2 separate regions of the Homo sapiens genome follow, and region 1 is linked to region 2. The links are chromatin contacts, found by Hi-C or POLR2A ChIA-PET in ENCODE. All regions are on one chromosome and are shown on one strand. The core of a region is the stretch at or near the end of the contact, and the rest is flanking DNA. Distances in the headings are between cores, read along the strand shown. Region 1 overlaps CHURC1-FNTB (CHURC1-FNTB readthrough). Region 2 has its middle 21 kb from the start of SGPP1.

Region 1 (3,690 bases), core at 1,083-3,582, 1.3 Mb after region 2:
AAGCATTTTCAACTAAAAACAGAGAAGATTGTGGGCGAAGCCAGTTATGGGGAGGTGAACAGGACAAGTATGGTAAATAAGAGTAATGTTTGTTATGCAGATTTCAGTAGGTGCCTTCTCCATTGATAATAGTTTCCTCTGATTTAGTCATCCTTCTCTTTTGGTACGGAGAGGGAAACACTCTCACAAGTGGAGATTTCCTTTATAGATGTCAATTTCCCTCAAAAACTGGTATACTCTGTTTTCAGAGTTTCTCCTGTAGCTGCAGTTTCTCAAAATAATCCTTATGCTGTTGAGGCATATTTTGGGGTGGCATATGCTCTCCCACACAAGCAAGAGACATCTGTCTTCATCTGCTCCCAGAGTAACTGGTGCCAGGGAACCAAACACCAAAACTGCCATTAGTTTGGATATTATGGATTTGGTTTCTGGAAAAGTCCATTGTGATGCCAGCATGGTACAGGGGATTCCCTCTCGCCTTGTCCTAAGCCTGTCATCCTGCAGAACCCATCTTACAGTACTGTGAAGTTCCAGACCATACCAACCAACCCTCGCCAATAGGCATTTGTGGCAATAGGAAGAAAAAGCTGATGGAGGTCTCATCTGTATTTGTTTTCTCTCTCCTATCTCCTGCATCCTTACCAGGCAAAAGTAGAAGAAAAGATCCAAGAGGTCTTCAGTTCTTACAAGTTCAACCACCTTGTACCAAGGTAAGCTGTGGTTAGGAGTTTGAGGGGATCTGGGAGAACACCACCATGCAGCAGCCTTTCTTCTTTCCTCCTTGAGCGAATCTAACCACGGGGAGCATCTGCTGCAAGAATGGTGTTTCTTGTCCTTGTGGTTACCTGGATATGCTAAGACCCCCACTCCTCCCTCTGGTAGAATACTGTTTAGAGCGATTCTCCACTCGAGCTGAGCTGCCAGGTGTTACATGGGGATTCCCCTCAATGCCTCAATTCTGAGGTCTGAAGATGGAGAGAGGAATTCCAGGTTTTTGTTTAGTGGTGGCCTGCTGCTCTGGTCTTCAGATGAGAACTCTCAGGTTTTTCTTTTTCTTTCTTTTTCTTTTTTTTTTTGAGACAGCGTTTCGCTCTTGTTGCCCAGGCTGGGGTGCAGTGGCACAATCTCGGCTCTCTGGAACCTTCGCCTCATAGGTTCAAGTGATTCTCCTGCCTCAGCCTCTCAAGAAGCTGGGATTACAGGCACCCACCACCACACTCGGCTAATTTTTGTATTTTTAGTAGAGACAGGGTTTCACCGTGTTGGCCAGTCTTGTCTTAAACTCCTGACTTCAGGTGATCCACCCGCCTCAGCCTCCCAAAGTGCTGGGATTACAGGCGTGAGCCACTGTGCCCGGCCCAGATTTTTCTTTTTCATATTGTACTTTGAAACATTTAGAGTCCAGGGAGATGGCAAGGGATGGATTATTATTTGACTGGAAAAACATGGGAAGTTTGAGTTTCTCCATGCCTACTCCCTGTTGGTAATTGTGTTCCATATCCCAAGGATGAAATTTCAAACAAGAAATAGAATGCCTTTTGTTTTCCTTGGAGCTTAGCAAGTTGAAGTCTTCTAAGTCCTGTGAGGTCAGGTATTTTGAAAAGGGAATTATAGGAAAAAATTTATTATTTAATTTGAACCTTTATTTTCTCTTCCAGTGTTTTGTAATATGTCACACTAGAATTTCATAAGGTTATTTCATTCTTGTATTAGTACTTCTCATGCAGTCAGAGTCTTTTTTTGAAACCATTATTTGTTATATTTCCAGCCATCAGAATTGATCAGTAGCCTAAAACTGTGTGGTCACCATTTTATCTTAATGATGGAACACTTTCTCTTCCTTTCTTTTCTTTCTTTCTTTCTTTCTTTCTTTCTTTCTTTCTTTCTTTCTTTCTTTCTTTCTTTCTTTCTCTCTCTCTTTCTCTTTCTCTTTCTTTCTCTCCTCTCTCTTTCTCTCTCCCTCTCTCTTTCTGTCTCTGTCTTTCTCACTTTCTTTCCTTTCTGTCTGTCTTGTCTTGTCCTGTCCTGTCCGGTCCTGCCCTGCCCTGCCCTGTCTTGCCCTGTCTTGCTCTGTTGCCCAGGCTGGAGTGCAGTGCCCTGATCATAGCCCACAGCAGCCTTGAATTCCTGCGAATCCTTTCAGTGCAGCCTCCGCAGTAGCTGGGACTATGGGAACACATCACTATGCCTAGCTTATTTTATTTTTGTTTTTATTTTTTGTAGAGATGGGGGTCTCACTGTGTTGCTCAGGCTTGTCTTGAGCTCCTGGCCTCAAGCAGTCCTCCCAAAGTGCTGAGATTACAGCTGTGAGCCATGGCACCTGGCCGAGAGAACACTTTTCCTTGACATCTCTGAACAAAGTGTGGTTAGGTCACTGGCTGATTCACTCTGGCTGGGAAGTTGCAGGTCTGAAGTTCAGCCTTTCCTCCTTCATCATGTCTCTTGACTTCTTGAGATCTTCTAACAGACTAAATCCTAGCAAGTCAGTCTCTAGGTACTTCTGCTTACTGGAACATTATAAATAGGTCCAGCTTTGTTTGTTACCTTTGTGTCTTTTTTTTTTTTTTTTTGCCACCATTTCCTTAAGAAACTTTTTCTGATTAGCCATGGCAGAAAACAGTTGGAAAAGGCAAGTGTTCATAAGGAAAGACAGGTGGGAGGGTTAACTTCATCTTTGTTCCCTGGGGAAGGAAAGGAGGAAAAATATCAGCTTACTAGTATAGTCTTTCCCTTAACTGCTAAACCAAATCTCTGCATTAACCCAATGCTCTGACCTCAATAAAATGAATTATTCCTCTTGTCATGAGATACAGCTAGAGATTAGCAAATGACGCCATTTATTTAAATAGCTTGGGAGAACGAGCTCTCTTAAATGTAATGGTATCCTTGGCAGTTCGCTGCCCCTAGGCACAAGCTGGTTCAAGCTTAGCCTCCCCAGAGGGGACAAGACTTCATAATGGTGAGGGTGTGGGTGATTGCTTTTGGAGGGGCTTTGTTGTTGTGGTTGTACCCCCGATGACTCACCCGATCGGGCTGAGTCACTGTCCACTGCCTGGGCTCTGGGGACACACAGCCTCTGTTTCTCACATGAACCTTTGATTATTTGACATTCCCTTTTCACTTACCATCAGGATAGAGCCCTTGGTCTCTTTCATTCCTTTTTTAAAATTTGTTTTTCCTTAGCTCATGAGCTGAAGAAAGACTTTTATTCACACTGAGATATGAGGGAAAATGGGAGGTTATAGTCTGGGAGGAAGCAGTTGTTTTTTGAGAGTGGTGGTAGATGATATTAAAGGAGTGAAATCCCCTGATTCATAGCTGGTAGGTCAAGTATGGGTGGGAAAAAAAAAGTGTTCCTCCTGGGCTCGGATCCTTGTGGAAATAGAATATATCAGGGCTCTGGGTTAGTTTCAGGAATTTCACAATTACCCGTTTTTATCATTGTTGCCTATGAAATTGAGTGTTTTAAAGGATGCTAATTAATATTGGAGATACTATACATTTTGGCTGAATGGCTGAGTATATAATTCAACATATCAATATAAGGCTGAAGGCAAACATCACCATCATAGAATAAGCGAGGATATAAGAATAAATTAGAAAATTTATCAGAATTTTAAATCATTATCACAGTCTCAATATTTAACATATTAATAGTCAAAATTTAAAAGTCTGACACTTTAATACAGG
Region 2 (3,324 bases), core at 580-3,079:
ACAGCATTGCAATAGAAACATGTGACCTTAAGACAGGTAAGTTTTCAAAAGTTAGGCAAAAAGGGTTTTTCTTTTAGAGAAAGAACTAGGCTAGAAAGAACCAGGTATGGGAAGGTGGGATAAAGGGTGGACTGATGGGAGAGTAGGTCAGATAATGCTTTACCCTGAAGGCCTCCTATCCTCAGCGAGTGCCTTTAAGGAGTGGCTTTCTGCTGGTCAGGGTCCTGGGGGAAGGAAAAAAAGAACCTTAACCAAAGTGTGGTTAAAAAACCTTTTTTTTTTTTTTTTTTTTTTTTGAGCCGGAGTCTTGCAATGTTGCTCATGCTGGAGTGCAGTGGCACAATCTTGGCTCACTGCAGCCTCCACCTCCCAGGTTCAAGTGATTCTCCTGTCTCAGCCTCCAGAGTAGCTGAGATTACAGGCGTGCCATCATGCCTGGCTAATTTTTGTATTTTTAGGAGAGACGGGGGGGTTCACCATGTTGGCCAGGCTGAAATAAACACTTTTTGTTTCTGTTGATACAGTGAGGACAAAACATTTCAGCTAGTTATTTGTGAGGAGAGGAATGGAGATTTGGACAGCCTGTGTCTGGCACTGTCATAGCTAAACAAGGTAGGCATCCCTGAGTCTTATCTAACTCATATGGGGGAGTAGCTATTTTTTTAGAACACAAAAAGATGAAGGGATTTCCTAACCTTCAGGTTAAGTTCAACATTATCAAATAAAATGGCATTATTTTCTACTCAGATTCCCATTAAGGAATAAAAGTGTTAGTATTCTTTGGGTGTCAATGGCAACACTATTTGAGTTTCATTTCAACACCCAGGTGTCATCATTCACTCTGACACACCCACATTCAGTGATAGGACAAGGACTCTAGTATTTTTACGTTTATGGAACAGAAGTGGTTGCCATATGCTAAAATTGTTGCTGAAAAGTATACCGCAAGTAGAAGAACTTAGGTTATGCAAACGGAAGATATGCTTCAAATCAGCAGTTTGAAAACTGTAGTTTTAATGTTACTAACTTAGGATAACAAGGGGAAGCAACCTTAGAGGTTTCTCAACTTAAGACTAGAAAAAGATGTTATTTTTTTCTTCTTCTTCTTTTTTTTGTTTTTTTTTTTTTTTTGAGACAGAGTCTCAGCTGCAGCCATGAGCTCTTGGGCCCAAGTAATCCTCCTACCTCAGCCTCCCAAGTAATTGGAACCACAGGTGTGCACCACTGATGCAGGAGTTAAAAAGGAATTATTTAGGCAGATAATGGGGGTAAGGAAGTCCTCCGTAAGGTTTTCCTTTTAATGAAAAGCAGCCCTGCCGGGCGCGGTGGCTCACACTTGTAATCCCAGCACTCTGGGAGGCCGAGGCGGGCGGATCATCTGAGGTCGGGGGTTTGAGACCAGCCTGACCAATGTGGAGAAAACCCGTCTCTACTAAAAATACAAAAACTTGGCCAGGCTTGGTGGCACATGCCTGTAATCCCAGCTACTCCGGAGGCTGAGGTAGGAGAATCGCTTGAACCCGGGAGGCTGAGGTTGAAGTGAGACGAGATTGCACCACTGCACTCCAGCCCAGGCAATAAGGGCAAAACTCCATCTCAAAAAAAAAAAAAAAAAAAAAAAAGGCAGCCCCAAAATAATTTTCTTTTCTAACAAACAGCAGCCTGTAAAATTGAGCTGCAGACATAGACAAGCAAGCTAGAAGCTTGCACAGGTGAATGCCAGCAGCTGTGCCAATAGGAAAAGGCTACCGGGGACTAGGCATGTTCAGAACAGTGGCTCCATGTTCCCTTCTCTTTGCCAGTCACGTGTGCAGCAAGGAGCGGACAACACGGCGCCGGCCAAGTGGAAAGTCCATTTGCATAATAAGATTAGGGTGCATTGGCCAGCCTTCCCCATGCTCTATGTAAACATCACACCTGGTATAACCAATCTGTGGTTATGTAAATCGGACACTGCCTCCTTCAGCCTGCCTATAAAATCCGGTGCACTCCCATTCCAGCCCAGAATTCCCATTCGGGGGCTCCTGTCTCTTGCAAGAGACAGAGCTGTTCTCCTTTCTCTTTCTTTATCTATTTATTTATTTATTTATTTTTATTTTTGAGACGGAGTCTCGCTCTGCCGCCCAGGCTGGAGGGCAGTGGTGCGATCTCGGCTCACTGCAAGCTCCGCCTCCCGGGTTCAGGCCATTCTCCTGCCTCAGCCTCCGGAGTAGCTGGGACTACAGGCGCCTGCCACCACGCCCGGCTAAAATTTTGTATTTTTAGTAGAGACGGGGTTTCACCATGTTAGCCAGGATGGTCTCGATCTCCCGACCTCGTGATCCACACCTCGGCCTCCCAAAGTGCTGGGATTACAGGCGTGAGCCACTGCTCCCGGCCTTTCTTTGCCTATTAAACCTCTGCTCCTAAACTCCTTGTGTGTGTTCATGTCCTTAATCTTCTTGACGCAAGACGAGTAACAGCGGGTATTTGCCCCAGATAAGGATGCCACTTCACCACCACACATGGCTAATTTTATTTATTTTATTGAATAACTTTTAGTAAGAAACCTCACCTGGATTTTTAAAACAAAATTTTGTTTAATATCTTTTTTTTTTTTTTTTTTTTTTTGAGACGGAGTTTCGCTCTTGTTGCCCAGGCTGGAGTGCAATGGCATGATCTCTATCATGGCTCACTGCCACCTCCACCTCCCGGGTTCAAGCAGTTCTCCTGCCTCAGCCTCCTGAGTAGCTGGGATTACAGGTGCCCGCCACCACGCCTGGCTAATTTTGTATTTTTAGTAGAGATGAGGTTTCTCCATATTGGTCAGGCTGTTCTCCAACTCCTGACATCAGGTGATCTGCCCACCTCAGCCTCCTAAAGTGCTGGGATTACAGGCATAAGCCACCATGCCTGGCCCTTTAATATCTTTTAGTAAGAACATTTTTAATTTTTTTGTATTTTTTACTTATTTTTTTGTTTGTTTTTTTGAGGGAGGGTCTTGCTCTGTTGCCCAGGCTGGAGTACAATGGCACCGTTACAGCTCACTGCTGCCTCAACCACCTGGACTCAAGTGATCCTCCTGAGTAGCTGGGACTATAGGTATGTGCCACCATGCCTGGCTAATTTTCTTTTTGTATTTTTAAATAGAAACAGGGTTTGGCCATATTGCCCAGGCTGGTCTCAAACTCCTGAGCTCAAGGGATCTTCCTGCCTTGGTCTCCCAAAGTGCTGGGATTACAGGCATGCTCCACTGTGCCCAGCCTATTTTTCTTATTTGTAGGGATGGGGTCCCGCTATGTTGCCCAGACTGATCACAAACTCCTGAGCTCAAGTGATTCTCCC

The links. Hi-C counts contacts between places; a loop is a spot of excess contacts on that map. ChIA-PET counts read pairs that join two places held with the same protein, here RNA polymerase II (POLR2A).
Region 1: a loop to region 2 is called in a map of mesothelial cell of epicardium, with 38 times the contacts of the local background. The contact joins two enhancer-like sites. A Hi-C loop is called at or near these places in 1 of 168 maps with a recorded cell type or tissue (mesothelial cell of epicardium). POLR2A ChIA-PET finds 5 or more read pairs at or near these places in 2 of 52 experiments (B cell and GM10248).

Annotation. Positions count from the first base shown.
Region 1 is chr14:65,003,604-65,007,293 of GRCh38, forward strand. CHURC1-FNTB (CHURC1-FNTB readthrough) reads left to right here. Exons shown (of 14, transcript NM_001202559.1): 4 at 646-710. It overlaps FNTB (farnesyltransferase, CAAX box, subunit beta), which reads left to right. Exons shown (of 12, transcript NM_002028.4): 2 at 646-710. It also overlaps a transcript of MAX not described here. Among named protein-coding and RNA genes, the nearest start is that of FNTB, 19 kb to the left of the region's middle. RefSeq lists an enhancer at 1,490-2,689. Within about 2 kb of position 2,333, at least 4 of the 41 ENCODE cell types and tissues checked have a DNase peak (open chromatin) inside an H3K27ac peak, as active enhancers do.
Region 2 is chr14:63,747,147-63,750,470 of GRCh38, forward strand. No RefSeq gene overlaps it. Among named protein-coding and RNA genes, the nearest start is that of SGPP1, 21 kb to the left of the region's middle. Within about 2 kb of position 1,830, at least 6 of the 41 ENCODE cell types and tissues checked have a DNase peak (open chromatin) inside an H3K27ac peak, as active enhancers do.